Linked DNA regions of Homo sapiens: region 1 is linked to region 2. Evidence: chromatin contacts called from ENCODE Hi-C or POLR2A ChIA-PET data. All regions are on one chromosome and are shown on one strand. Each heading gives the region's core, a stretch centred on a gene start or an enhancer-like site at or near the end of the contact. The rest is flanking DNA. Distances are from core to core; before and after follow the strand shown. Region 1 overlaps CDH1 (cadherin 1). Region 2 holds the start of CDH3 (cadherin 3).

The links. A loop is a pair of places that touch in the nucleus more often than their neighbours do. ChIA-PET counts read pairs that join two places held with the same protein, here RNA polymerase II (POLR2A). Pooled maps may share reads with other maps.
Region 1: a loop to region 2 is called in a pooled map, with 2.2 times the contacts of the local background. The contact joins the enhancer-like site here to the promoter of CDH3 in region 2. A Hi-C loop is called at or near these places in 1 of 50 pooled maps. POLR2A ChIA-PET finds 5 or more read pairs at or near these places in 6 of 52 experiments (GM12878, H1, Panc1 and 3 more).

Annotation. Positions count from the first base shown.
Region 1 is chr16:68,773,743-68,781,054 of GRCh38, reverse strand. All of the region lies in intron 2 of CDH1 (cadherin 1), which reads right to left. Among named protein-coding and RNA genes, the nearest start is that of CDH1, 40 kb to the right of the region's middle. RefSeq lists enhancers at 1-30, 570-714, 716-1,317, 1,318-1,921, 6,603-6,747 and cis regulatory regions at 642, 6,675. Within about 2 kb of position 2,059, at least 11 of the 41 ENCODE cell types and tissues checked have a DNase peak (open chromatin) inside an H3K27ac peak, as active enhancers do.
Region 2 is chr16:68,640,046-68,647,170 of GRCh38, reverse strand. It overlaps CDH3 (cadherin 3), which reads right to left and starts at 1,861. Exons shown (of 16, transcript NM_001793.6): 1 at 1,747-1,861; 2 at 1,421-1,535. The coding sequence starts at 1,791. It overlaps CDH3-AS1 (CDH3 antisense RNA 1), which reads left to right and starts at 970. Exons shown (of 2, transcript NR_186394.1): 1 at 970-1,191; 2 at 1,431-2,923. RefSeq lists an enhancer at 1,357-1,881.

The DNA.
Region 1 (7,312 bases), core at 810-3,309, 130 kb before region 2:
CACAGACTCAATTCATCTCTGGACTCCTGGACCATTGCAGTAGCTCCTTAATCTTCCCAATTCTGGCCCAGGTTGCTACGGCGTCTTCTCTACACAGTAGCCGCATTGAGCTTGCTACAACCTCGGTCAGGCCATGACAAGCCTCTGCTCTATGCAGAGCCCTCCAGAGACTCACTTTTCCCAGAATAAAAGCCCAGCTCTCTACAGTGAGGCCTCAGCTACTTCTGACTTTGTCACCAACTACCCTCATGTCACTTGCTCTGCTCAGCCAACACCCTGGAGGTAACTGTGGGCATGAAATCACGAGAATGAGGTGCAGTACTAGCCAGCTTTGAAGACGCATGAAGTTATGGGAGCGCCACTCCTGATTCATCAGCACTGTTCTCCTGGGGTTGACTCCAAGGCCCTTTAGCCAAAAACATACAATAAGGTAGTAAACGCTGTAGAGAAAACAATAGAACAGGTGCTGGGCATGGTGGCCGAAGCCCGTAATCCCAAGCACTTTGGGAGGTCGAGATGGGTAGATCACTTGAAATCAGCCTGGCCAACATGGCGAAACCCTATCTCTACTAAAAATACAAAAATTAGCCAGGTGTGGTGGTGCACACCTGTAATCCCAGCTACTTGGGAGGCTGAGGCAGGAGAGAATCACTTGAACCCAGGAGGTACAGGTTGCAGTGAGCCAAAATCATGCCACTGCACTCCAACCTGGGTGACAAAGGGAGACTCTGTCTCAAAATAAATAAACAAAAAATAATAAAATAAAATAAACAGGGAGGAAGGATAAGGAGGGAGTGCTGGAGGCAGTGGTGTGCCATGTCAAAGGCAATGAAGGTGACTTAGAGCAAAGGCAGTTTTAGCTGAGACCTAAGACTTGCTGGAAGGGAGGGAAGGAGGGAGGAAGGGAGCCACACGGTCCCCTTTGGAAGGACATTTCAGGCAGAGGGAAAAGCAAACACAACTTGGTTGGAAGCCAATCCAGGGTGGTGGCTGAGTAGAGCGAGTGACACAAGGGTAGTCAGTGACAAAGTCAGACGTAGCTGGAGCCTCATTGTAGAGAGCCGGGCTTTTATTCTGGGAGAAGTAAGGAGTGTCTTGGAGTTATCTGCAGATGAGAGGGTTTCAGCTGGGGATGGGGGGATTGGAAACAGCCAGACACTGTGGCCTCAGTTGCCTCCCTTTCATTCTCCAGCCTCCCTCCAACACCCCCAGCACTCATCTGTTGCCAGGCTGGAGTGCAGTGGTGTGATCTTGGCTCACTGTCACCTCCACCTCCCAGGTTCACGCAATTCTTCTCAGCCTCCCGAGTAGCTGGGACTACAGGCATGTGCCACCATGCCCAATTAATTTTTGTATTTTTAGTAGAGACGAGGTTTCATCATGTTGGCCAGGATGGTCTCGATCTCTTGACTTTGTGATCCTCCTGCCTGCTCGGCCTCCCAAAGTGCTGGGATTACAGGTGTGAGCCATCGTGCCCGGCCAACCCCTCAGTTACTGACCCTATCAGAAGCACCATGCAGAATTGCAGTTAATCTTCACAACAGCCTAGAAGGTAGGTACCGTGTTACTCCCATTTCACAGGTGAATAAAGCAATACTCACAGTGGTAAGGGATTTGCCCAAGGCCACGTAGCTATAACAGCACACAGCAGAGCTGGGAATTGAACTCAGGCCTGCCGGACCCCAAAGCCCATCACCTTAACTTCCACCTAGCCCTGCCTCCCTGGAGGATGTGCCTCTTTGCCCCTCTGTGCAGGGAGTAAAGAGGCAGAGAGAGGCAAAGTCACCAAAGGAGGGTGGCAGCTTACAGATGGGAGCAGTTTTCCCAGGACAAGCCACTGGGGCATCTCAGTCAAGCCCGCACTGCAGGTGGAAGGCTAAAAGTGCTGATGAGGCAGGCGGTGTTGATGTCTGACCAGGCCCATTTAGAGCAGGCCTTCAGGGATTTCAGCAGCACAGGAACTGGCTCTGAGCACTGTAAATAAGTTGACTCAACACCTTGGCAGGTGATAGGGCTTTTTGGCCCTGACAAAACCTGAAAGGCCACCTGGCTGTTCCCAAAGGCCTTAATTTGCTTAAATAATGGCAAAACCTCTGGTGTGAATTCCCAGAGAACTTCCTGCCTTCTGACATGAGAGGGCACACACCAAGGGAGCCAGGAAGAGAAAAACCTCTCTCCCCCTCAATCAATTCCATAGGAAAACTGCTTATTAACTAAATCAGGAGGCAGAGGCTTGCCGTTCATACCAGCGTTAAATACTCTTTCCCTTCTCATTGTGACTGCACCGTTTCTGCTGACAGGGCAGGAGTTCAGACCAGTCAGGCTACTGCTTTCTCTTTTAAACACCCTTTTAAGCCATTAGCTTAGGCTCATCTGGAAAACCGGCCTGCCTGCCTGCCTTCTGATTACACACACAATATATTCAGCTTATCTCAGGTGTCCATTTCCTTCAGCAGGTAGGGAGCTGTGGTTTCCCAGAAGCATTTCTGTTTCTGGGAAGGCTGCAAACCAAGGCTCTACACATAGGGCAGGACCACGTGGAATCACTGGGGCTCACAATTGTTTACTAAAAGCTCAGGACTGGAGCTCTACTTACTAATCTGAACAAGAGCTGTTTCACTAATGATGATTTGTTCCCTGTTGGCATTTCAAAAAATATTGAGATATCATTAACACAACACAAAATTCACCAATTTAAAGTGTACAATTGGTCGGGCACGGTGGCTCACACCTGTAATCCCAGCATTTTGGGAGGCCAAGGCAGGCGGATCACAAGGTCAGGAATTCGAGACCAGCCTGGCCAATATGGTGAAACCCCGTCTGTACTAAAAATACAAAAATTAGCTGGACATGGTGGCAGGTGCCTGTAGCCCCAACTACTTGGGAAGCTAAGGCAGGAGAATTGCTTGAACCCGGGAGGTGGAGGTTGCAGGGGACTGAGATTGCACCACTGCACTCCAGCCTGGGCAACAGAGCGAGATTCCGTCTCAAAAATAAATAAATAAATAAAGTGTCCAATTTCTGGCCAGGCATGGTGGCTCATGCCTGTAATCCTAGCACTTTGGAAGGCCAAGGCAGGTGGATCACCTGAGGTCAGGAGTTTGAGACCAGTCTGGCCAACATGGCAAAACCCCATCTCTACTAAAAATACAAAAGTTAGCTGGGCGTGGTGGTGTGCGCCTGTAGTCCCTGCTACTTGGGAGGCTGAGGCAGGAGAATCGCTTGAACCTGGGAGGCAAAGGTTGCAGTGAGCTGAAATTGTGCCACTGCACTCCAGCCTGGGCAACAGAGTGAGACCCCATCTCAAAAATAATGATAAAAATAAAAAATTTAAAAATACAAAAATTAGCCAGGTGTGGTGGTGCATGCCTATAGTCAAGCCACTCAGGAGGCTGAGATGGGAGGATGGCTTGAGCCTGGGAGGTCGAGGCTGCAATAAGCCGTGGTTGCACCACCACTGCACTCCAGCTTGGGTGACAGAATCAGACCCCCTTCTCAAAAAAAAAAAAAAAAAAAAAAAGGAAACATTACCTTTTCTAGAACACTACCACCCCACAAACACTGCTTTTGAAGGCAGTCTTGGCTAAAGCCTTTGGTGGCAGAGATAATATTAGCAGCTAATGCTCTAGAGCACACTGCATGCCAGGCTTATATTAGTCATTTATTTTCATAATAATAGTATGAATTAGGTACTATTATTGTCTCCATTTGACAAATGAGAAAACTGAGGCATATGAGGGTTGAGTAACTTGCCCAAGGTCACATAACTTACAAGTTACTGGTGTGAACCTGGAATTCGAGCAAGCACAGGCCGTCTGGCCCCAGAGCCCGTGGCTCTTGACCACTATGCTTTCATGAAGGGTTTTCTGCCTATGAGGCTTGAGAAAGACTGAAGGAAGCACCATGCCAACACACCTGAACACACACTAAATGAACCTGGGGGGACTGTGGCTTTCTCTCTCTGAACCAGTTCATGATATGAGGCTTAGAGGCACCAATGTTGCATTTGGAACAGCAACAAACACAAGCTTGGGACTGCACGGTGGTTACAAGTAACAAGTCTGAAGTCAGCCACACCAAGATTGAGGTTTCAGCTCCACCACTCAGACATACTTGAGGTTAAGTCACTTACCCTCTCTAAGCCTTAGTTTCCTCTCTATAAGATGGGCCGAATGGCAATCTCTAAATAACAGGACTGTCGTGAGAACTACATGAGAAAGTATATAATGTAAAGTGACCAGCCTAATCTGACAAGCCTGTTGGATTTCATGCATGGGCTGTTTTGCTGAAAACTGTGCATAACTCAAAACATGCTCAGCTTTCCTTTAAAAGTAGATGTGATGCACTCCCATTCTTTAAAAGCTGCAATATAAAATGAAACTTTATGCCAGGTGCAGGAACTCATGCCTATAATCCCAGCACTTTGAAAAAGCCAAGGTAGGAGGATAGCTTGAGCCCAGGAACTCGAGACTAGCCTGGGCAATATAGTGAGACCCCTGTCTCTACAAAACATACTATTTAAAAAAAATTTTTAATGAGATTTTACTAAGTAAAATATTATAGTGCAGTTTCAAGTCTGAATGATTCAAATCCGCTGAATGTCAGGTACTGTCCATAGCTAATATTGGACTCCTGCTGTGCACCAGGCATGCCACTCAGCACTTTAATCCACTATTCATGTTCAGGAAACGTTGGTCATTATTAAAAATAGTAAAAGTATATGAACTATGCTTGTTACCTGCTACTACATTAAAAGAAATCTAAAATAGGCCTGGTGCGGTGGCTCACACCTGTAATCCCAACACTTTGGGAGGCCAAGGTGGGTGGATCACTTGAAGTCAGGAGTTTGAGACCAGCCTGGTCAAGATGGTAAAACCCCATCTCTACTAAAAATACAAAACTTAGTCAGGCATGGTGGTGCGTGCCTACAGTCCCAGCTAGCTACTTGGGAGGCTGAGGCACAAGAGTAGCCTGAACCTGGGGGTGGGAGGTAGAGGTTGCAGTAAGCCAAGATTGCACCACTGCACTCCAGTCTGGGTGATAAACTGAGACTCTGTCTCACCAAAAGAAAAAAAGAAATCTAAAATAGCCATATTTGAGGACTTTTGACAATCTTCCCTCCTAACTTTCCTCCTTTTGGGTGGATGGGGGAGACCTGTGGAAGACAGGGGAAATGTAAAGGGGGACATTTTGCTAAACATCTGAGTGACAGCTTTGGAAAACGACCACACCTAAGTTTACACTTTCTTGACCTTGATGTCTAATTTCAGGGTCTATCAAATCATAACCTTTTGTTTCTTTGGAGAGCAACATGCTGATACCATCAGCTTTATCTTAGACGCTTCAGATGTAGAAATGCCAGCTATGCTTTATTATAGGGGAAGGAAATGTCTTTTTAAATTACAAACTTGAGTCCCATGTGTGGCTAGTGTGTGCATGCATATAGCTTACATGAAACCTACATGCTTTTAAACACAAAAACAGAAATGTGTAACTGCTCCTAGAATCCAACCGAATCCAAAGTGGGAGAACAAAAAGGGGGCCTTAGGCAAACCAAAGGCAAGAACACCACCTTCTCTTCTCATGTTCCCTTCTGGGTACACAAGGATCTCGGGAGGTGATGTTTGAAATGACTTGCATGTGAGAGTTTGTAATAAACACAAGACATTCTTGGCATGGTTGGGAATATTTGCCATCAGAGTTGGATGTTAGATGACATTATACGTTTTCTTAGTTGTGATAATGGCATTGTGGTTCAGGAGATGCAGACTAAAGTATTTAGGGGTGAAACATGCCTGCAGCGTACTTTCAAATGGCTCATAAAGTGCATGCTCGGACGCACACACTTAAGAGGCACACACAGAGAAGGCAAATATGACAATGTTAATTGTAAAATGAGGGTGTTCTTTTTTCTTTTTTTTTTTTTTTTGAGACAGGGCCTTGCCCTATCACCCAGGCTGGAGTGCAATGGTGCAATCATAGCTCATTGCACCCTGGACCTCCCAGGCTCAAGCATTCCTCCCACCTCAGCCTTCTGAGTAGCTGGGACCACAGGTGCGCACCACCATGCTTGGCTTCATTGTACTATTTCTCAACTTTTATGTATTTAAGTTTCCATAATTAGAAGTTTTGGGGATGGGGAGGGGCTTCTATAATGAGAACTAACCAAACTAACCACGTGGATTTATTTCAGATAAAATCAGGACTGAGATTCACCCAGTATGGACTGACAACAACCACACCAATGGTTGAAATATTGAAAAGTCCCATCAGTTGGTGAGTAGCCTTTGCTCTGAGCCTCCTGGTGTCCTCCCCAGTGCCCACCCTCCAGCTGCTGCCCAGGGCCCCAGCACTGCTTGAGCACTAAACACCAGGCATCCGCTTTCATTGCAAAGGGTCCAGGCTGTACTGGTCATCAAACTTTACTTATTTTATTTATGACAGGGTATTGCTCTGTCACCCAGGATGGAGTGCACCACGTTGAATGCAAAGGGTCCAGGCTGTACTGGTCATCATCAAACTTATTTATTTATTTGAGACAGGGTCTTGCTGTGTCGCCCAGGCTGGAATGCAGTGGTGCAATCTTGGCTCACTGCAAGCTCTGCCTCCCGGGTTCAAGCAATTATCCTATCTTGGCCTCCTGAGCAGCTGGGATTAAAGGCACCCACCGCCACGCCCAGCTAATTTTTGTATTATTAGTAGAGATGGGGTTTCACCATGTGGGCCAGGCTCAAACTCCTGACCTCAAGTAATCTGCCCGACTCGGCCTCCCAAAGTGCTAGGATTACAGGCATGAGCGACCGCACCCAGCCATCAACAAACATTTTAAAACTGTGCTTCTGGCCATTCACGGTGGCTCATGCCTGTAATTCCAGCACTTTAGGAGGCTGAAGCAGGAGGATTGCTTGAGGCCAGGAATCAAGACCAGCCTGGGCAACATAGCAAGACCCTGTCTCTACAAAAAATTTAAAATTAGCCAGATGTGGTGGCGTGTGCCTGTACTGCCAGCTACTTGGGAGGCTGAGGTGGGAAGATCGCTTGAGGCTGGGAAGTTGAGCTGCAGTGAGCTATGACTGCACCACTGCACTCTAGCCTAGGTGACAGAACGTGGCCCTGTCTTAAAAATAAATAAATAAAACATTATTCTTGCATATTCTTAACTACTGGCCATACTCCACCAATCTCTCGTCTTGGCCATCTTTGTCCACATAACTTGTTTCTCATGGATATGAACAGGAAGAGCCCTGTGGCACACAGGTTAAGTGCTCAAGCTGAGTTTAAATCTTGGCTGTGCCACCTCCCATCTGTGGGA
Region 2 (7,125 bases), core at 612-3,111:
TTTTTACAGGTTGGCTGAGTTGCAGTTTGTTAGCCAGCCAGTAATAAACCCCTGCGCAAGAATTTAAAGTTTATGAGGCATGGCTTCTTAATGCCTCTCCTCAGCTCCCTACAGCCAAGGGTTTAAGGAGCCTAGCCTAGCCTGGGTGTTAATTGTTTTGTCAATCTGCAGTTATTTGCAGAAAGAATTTTTTTAAAAAGGGCCTCCACAGACTCAAGGTCCTCAATCCTCTTTTGGAGAAATAAAAGAGAGCCACTCTGTCCCCTAGGCATTGACAGCCCCACATTCAAGCAGTGGGAGTTTGTGCCTGGGGTGAGGGATAAGTTGATGGAGACTTTAGAAGAATGCTAGGTAGCAAGGGTTCTCAGTGTTTTGAAGGCCAGGTAAGCCACGGTTCCTTCCCCCTAAAAATGAATACTCAAGTTCCCAAAAATTTCAGTGTAAGGATCCTCTGAAACCCGACCCAAGGATCCAGGGTTATACCCGTTTAAGAACTAGGTTTCAACCCTTGCTGGAGCCCCCATCCATTGTCCTCTTAACCTAGAGGGAGAAAGCCCTCCACTAGCCAGCAACCAACCGCCTGGGTCTCATAACACACTGGTTCTCCTCACTAACGTTGCACCGCCCACCCCCTCAGGTTTTTGAACTTGGGGCGGGGAGGGGGGGGGTAGGAGTAACTGAGGGATCAAAAATGTGCTTTGATCTCCCGTCCATCGCCCCCATAGCCCCAGGCCTGCCAGCTTGGGACACTGTCCCCCTCAAACTCCCCCCAGTGACCTAGCATCCCAGGCCCCAGACGCTGGGGGCGGGGTGGTTCCCGTACGTGATGGCCCCAGCCCAGGTGTGCCAGGGCCCAGTTTCCAGGCAGGCTACAAGGGCGCAGGCCCTCCGGGAAGAGCAGGGTTAAGAGTGCATTCCAGCTGCCGAGGAAGAAGGGGGGCGGGGTAGGGAAGCTCGGAGAAAAGAAACAGACCCGGTCTGTCTGTCGGAGACACAAAGCACGGTTCACAAAGGGGGCCCGAGAGGGGCGAAGGGGGCTGCCCGGGGCACGGCTCATCCCCACACCTGCGCGCGGGTTGGGGGAAGAATGTGGCCGGCGCATTCCTCTGCTGGGGCCAGCGGGGGAGAACTTCCCACGTCGAGACTGGGTGAGGGGCTCAGCCATCCGGCATCTCGGAGGAGGGGGTCAAGGTAAGCAGTGGCTACCGGACAAGGGGCTGGATGTCATAGGCGCTCTGCTGCCCAGCCTTCTCCGTCAGCCACCACCCCCAATCCCAGCCCCCGAGGCGCGTTCTGCGCCTCCCCGGGAACTGAGGTGGCGCCAGGAGTCCCTTGCCCCGGCCCGAACACCCCTCGCGCGGTCCACACCAAAATGGTCACGTGCGGCCCCTACCCTGCGGTTCCACCCTGAGGATCTTACCTTTCCCCAGCGCCTGGCCGGGCTCCTGCTCCGCGCCTCCCGCCTCCAAGGTCACTTCAGCCTCCCTGAAGACCGCCCGGCACGGCTCGGAGGCCGCGCACTGCAGCCAGCAAACCTGCGCCCGAGGGCAGAGAGTGAAGGAGGCTGGGTCCAGGCGTGCCCGGCCCTGCACTCCCCACACCGCAGGGTCCTCACGGGCCTTCCGGGACTCCCTTGGCCCCAGGGAGCGCAGCCCCGCGCTCTCCCCGACGCCACTGCCCCATGCGGACCCCGCCCGCCCCCCAGGGAGCGGTCCCGGTCGGGGCCACGGCGAGGCTGTGGAGTACCTGGAGAAGGAGGAGAGACGCGAGAGGTCCACGAGGGAGCCCCATGGCTGCAGAGAGAGGGGTGAAGCAGCTGCCGCGACGGCGGGCCGGTGTTCCGCTCAGCTCTTGCCCCTTTGAGCACCGCAGCCCCCGGGAGCCAGCGGGAGGAGGCCAGGTGAGCGCAGGTGGGTGCTGATTGGTCCAGCGCCACGAGGTCCCGCCCCCTCGCAGGTGGGACCGATGTGGGTGCGGTTGAGGCCCCAGCGAACCCCTCCTGGCCTCCCGGATGCCCTCCTGCGCTCTCCTGGCTTTTCTGGAGCTGTTCTTTACAGGGACTCAGCCTCTGTCTCGCAGTTCTGGGTTAGAGGAGAAAAGAACACCCAGTGCACTCCTCAGCCTCCTCAGTACGGGAAGAGAAATGTTTCCTTGCCTTGCGGCTACAGCGGAAAAAAGTGGAGACACATCTGAAGTCGACTGAAAACGGAGGCTCCGCATTCATTATCCCCCGGAGGCGCTGTTATCCCAAAGCTTTGAAGCAGGCCCGTGCGTCCTCCCACACGCGGCTACAGCGGGGCCGCCCAAGCCTCTTTCTCCACCTCCCGTGCCAGCCCGCCGGGGAGGATCCTCCGGGGTATAAAACTAGCAGGTCCCGAAGGACCGCGTTTCTGAATTGGATACAACTTCCTCTTTTTTCTTTTTTTTTTTTTTTTGGAGACAGGGTCTCGCTCTGTCGCCCAGGAGTGCAGTAGCGCGATCTCGGCTCACTACAGCCTCGACCTCCCGGGCTGAAGCGATTCTCCTCCCTCAGCTCCCGCTGAGACTACAGGCTTGCGCCACCACACCCGGCTAATTTTTAAAAATTTTTTGTAGCGATGTGGTGGGGCGGGGGGAGGGTGGAGGGTCACCCTATGTTGCCCAAGCTGGTCTTGAACTTCTGGACTCAAGCGATCCTCCGCCTCCCAGAGTGCTCAGGTTACAGGCATGAGCCGCCACACCCGGACCGCTTCTTCCATTTCACAGCTAAACAAAGGGAAGCTAGTCGAGAAAGTCCCAGAGTTTGGAAGCTGTAGTGGTGCCAAAGGGTGCGAGCTAAGAGGGTTGTTATTAGTCTCATAATCTCCAGCACCCCTACCCCCCATATAAATAACACTTTCTCAACTTTCTGTAAAATGTAAATAAAGACAATTTTTAAAACGCAGAGGTTTTGAAATTGGTCTGAAATACTGTATATAATCTGGGTAAAAACTGCTTGCTGCGCAAAGCAGCCTCCAGAGAGTCTCCCTTGGAAAACAGCTCTCCCACACCCTTCCTAGGAGATAAACGCCAGACCTGGGATTCGTTGTTCTTCTACGTTACTCTCATTCCACTACGTTAGACACGAAGTGCTTTCCTCTTGCTGCACACAAGTGGGCTCTGGCCATGAAAACGGTCCTGAGTCTCAATCACTACCCCACAAGCCCTTCCCCACGGAGCTGAGCTTTCCCGGTCAGTCTCTCTCACCTGTCCCCTCACTCCTCCTTCACCTTCTGCTGCTGCCTTGAGAAGCCCTGGATGCCACCTCCTGGTCCTTCTCCCTCCCCGTCCCCAGCTCAGATTTAGGGGTTTGAGGAACGGACTGGAGACTGGAGAGGTTTTTTTGTTTTGTTTGTTTTTTTGAGATGGAGTCTCACTGTCGTCCAGTACGGTGGCGTCATCTCTGCTCACTGCAACCTCCGCCTCCCAGGTTCAAGCGACTCTCCTGCCTCAGCCTCCCGAGTAGCTGGGACTACAGGCGCCCACTACCACACCAGGCTAATTTTTGTATTTTTAGTAGAGACGGGATTTCGCTATATTGGCCAGGCTGGTCTCGAACTCCCGACCTCAAGTGATCCGCTTCCCTTGGCCTCCTAAAGTGCTGGGATTACAGGCGTGAGAAACGGGGCCCAGCCTGGAGTTTTAAATGACAGATTCTTTGACCTTCCAGGGCTAACCTGGTAATCTATCCGTCCTCCTCCCCGCCAGGCCTGTGGCTAAGCCATGGATTGCTTGCGTTGCGAGGGTGGGGGTCTTGCTCTCTCAGGCCTAGCATGGGCCCTTAAGGCCGGCCCCACCTGGGTTCAAATCCAGGTCCCACCCCTTAGTAGCGCTGAAGCCTCGGGGAAGTAAAATAAACCCCCTGGGCCTCAGTTCTGCATCTGTCAAATGGGGCTGTTATGATCTTAGTATTTTACCCTCTCATAGATGAGTATTAAATAAATTAGAAGGTTTAAAACGCTAAACATCATATCTGGCACACAGCAAGTGCCCAAATGCTGCCTGGTATTATTGCTCTCAGATGTCTGGCGAGCCGTCTCTCTTTCTAGCATCCCCACATCCCCTGAATTAAGAGAATGAGAAGCGTTGTAATCCTCCAATTTCATGGCTGAGGGTACAACGAGCAACTGGCATCTGGTATCTCGGGAGCATTCCCTTAGCCGGCGGGTGAGCCCAGCAGCTGGGGCTGGGACTGAGGCTGGGGGTGGACCACGCGGTTGGGAAAGCCTGGGGCTGCTCGCTGAGCTCCGCGCCCTCCCGGCCTGGATCTCCCGCAGGGCGCTTTTTATGCCCGAGGGGAGGTCAGGTCTACGCGCACCCGCGCGGCGCAATGGAGTGGGCCCCCGGCGGGACAGGGTGGCCAGGCCTACGCTCGCCTCGCAGGTTCCCCCGCGCCCGCCCGGAGCCAGACGAAGCCATTAGGCGGACGGTTAAACACAAACGAGCCTCGGGATGCAGGCCCTAATTAAGTAAACACCCGGCTGGTGGGCTGTTGAGCGCGCTCATTTCCGCCTCCTTCTCGGGCACTCAGCATTCCGGACGGGGGCGGAGAGAGGAGCGGAGATTGGAGAGTCAGCTCTTCTGCCTGCGACGCGGACCGCACCGCTGCCTTCCCCTTAGCTCCCCTTGTCGGTCATTCACTCATTCATTCATTTCAAAAACATTTGCTGACAGCCGGCGATGTGCCAACCACTTAAGATACAACAGTGAACAAACATCCCTGCGCCTTCGGACTTGCCATCCAGAGTGTGGAGGGTAGAGGAAAGTGAAAAAATACGTGGAAATATAATATGTTAGATGGTAACATGTACCGTGTACAAGAACAAGGACAGGGGGGCCCGGCGCAGTGGGCAGTGGTTCACGCCTGTAATCCCATTTAGAAGGCTGAGGTGGGTGGATGAGCCCAGGAGTTTGACACCAGCCTGGGCAACACAGCGAGACCCCTGTCTCTACAAAAAATACAAAAAAAAAAATTAGCCAGGCTTGCTGGCACGGGCCTGTAGTCCCAGCTACTCAGAAGGCTAAGGCGGGAGGATAGCTTGAGCCCAGGAGGTTGAGGCTGCAGTGAACTATGATCACACCACTGCACTCCAGCCTGCTTTATTTTTTGAGGAAACACCATACTGTTTTCCATAGCAACTGCACTTTTTTTTTTTTTTTTGAGACATCTCGCTGCCATGCCCAGGCTGGAGTGCAATGGCGAGATCTCGGCTCACTGCAACCTCCGCCTCACGGGTTCAAGCGATTCTCTTGCCTCAGCCTCCCGAGTAGCTGGGACTACAGGTGCCTGCCACCATCCCCAGCTAATTTTTGTATTTTTAGTTGAGGCAGGGTTTCACCATGTTGGCCGGGCTGATCTCAAACTCCTGACCTCAGGCAATCTGCCCGCCTCGATCTCCCAAAGTGCTGGGATTACAGGCGTTAGAGACTGCGCCCAGCCGGGAGGTTCAAGTCTTAAGGAAGGGACGAGAGAAATGGGCAGGGTTCAGGGAGCCCAGACAACAGGGGTGTTGAGGCACCAGAGAGACAAACAAAAGCTGGAAGGCATGACTACTTTGAGAACTGAAGGTCAGAGAGGAAATCATGTTATTGGAAGTCCGTGGATAAGGGGACAGGGAAGTGTGGGATCCATTCCCAAATGCAGCTGTGATCGAGGAAGGCACAGCCACTGCCCAGAGCAGAGCAGAGAAAGTGCAGGGAAAAAAAATACCCCAGCATCTCTCCCCTCTTGCCTTTCATCTCCTGGTGGCACCTCCCATTCACCAAACCCACTCAGAAGCCTGAGGCAAGAAAGCCCAGGTTGCTTTCTAGAGGGGTCATTCTCCCCAGGCTCAGGACAGGGCACAGAAGGGCAGAAAATGATGGGAACTCGGAGAGCAAACAAGAAAGCCCAGAGGCCTTACTCATAAAGTGGCATTAGAACAAAGACTTGAAGGAAGTGAAGGAACCACGCTTTGGAAAGAGCATTCCAGGCAGAGAAAACAGGGCAGAGGCCCCGAGACAGTAGATTACTTGGAACAGCAAGAAAGCCAGTGTGGCTGGAGTAGAGAGAGCAAGTAGGAAGTGAGTCAGAGTATGGGAGGGCCAGGATCACACCTTGTAGAGCATGTAGGCCATTGTAAGAACTTTGGCCCCTACTTGGGGAACCAGGGGAGGCAGCCACTGTTGGTTTTGAGCAGAGGAGTGATGTTGAGAAAATTATAAGGGACAAGGGAAGCAGGGAGGCTGGTGGGGGCTCCATTGCAGTTATCCAGGCAAAAGATGAAACGGCTTGGTTCAGATTGGTCATTATGGAGTGGGTCTGAAACAGTCAGACTTTTTTTTTTTTTTTTTTTGAGACAGGGTCTTGCTGTCACCCCAGCAGGGGTGCAGTGCAGTGGCATGATCACAGCTCACTGCAGCCTCAACCTGTCAGGCTCAAGTGCGATCCTCCCACCTCACCCTCCCAAGTAGTTGGAAATAAAGGTGTGTGCCATCACGCCTGGCTAATTTTTTTTTTTTTTTTTGAGATGGAGTCTCGCTGTGTCGCCCAGGTTAGGGTGCAGTGGTGCGATCTGGGATCACTGCAACCTCCGCCTCCTAGGTTCAAGCGATTCTCCCGCCTCAGCCTCCTGAGTAGCTGGGGCCACAGGCGGGTGCCACCACGCCCAGCTAATTTTTGTATTTTTAATGGAGATGGGGTTTTGCCTTGTTGGCCAGGCTGGTCTTGAACTCCTGACCTCAGGTGATCTGCCCACCTCGACCTCCCAAAGTGCTGGGATTACAGGCATAAGCCACTGCACCCGGCCTAATTTTTTAATTTTCTAATTTTTTTTTTTTTTTTTTTTTGTAGAGACAGCATCTCCCTATGGCCCAGGCTGGTCTCTAACTCCTGGGCTCAAGCGATCTTCCTGCCTCAGTCTCCCAAAGTGTTGGGATTACAGACATGAACCACCATGCCTGGCAGAAGATTTTTTAAAACCCAGAAAGTAACAAGCATTGGTGAGGATGTGGAGAAATTAGGATCCTTGTGTGCTGTTGGTGGGAATGTAAAATGGTGCAGTCGCTATGGAAAACAGTATGGTAGTTCCTTAAGAAAAAAAAAATAGAATTACCATATGATCCAGC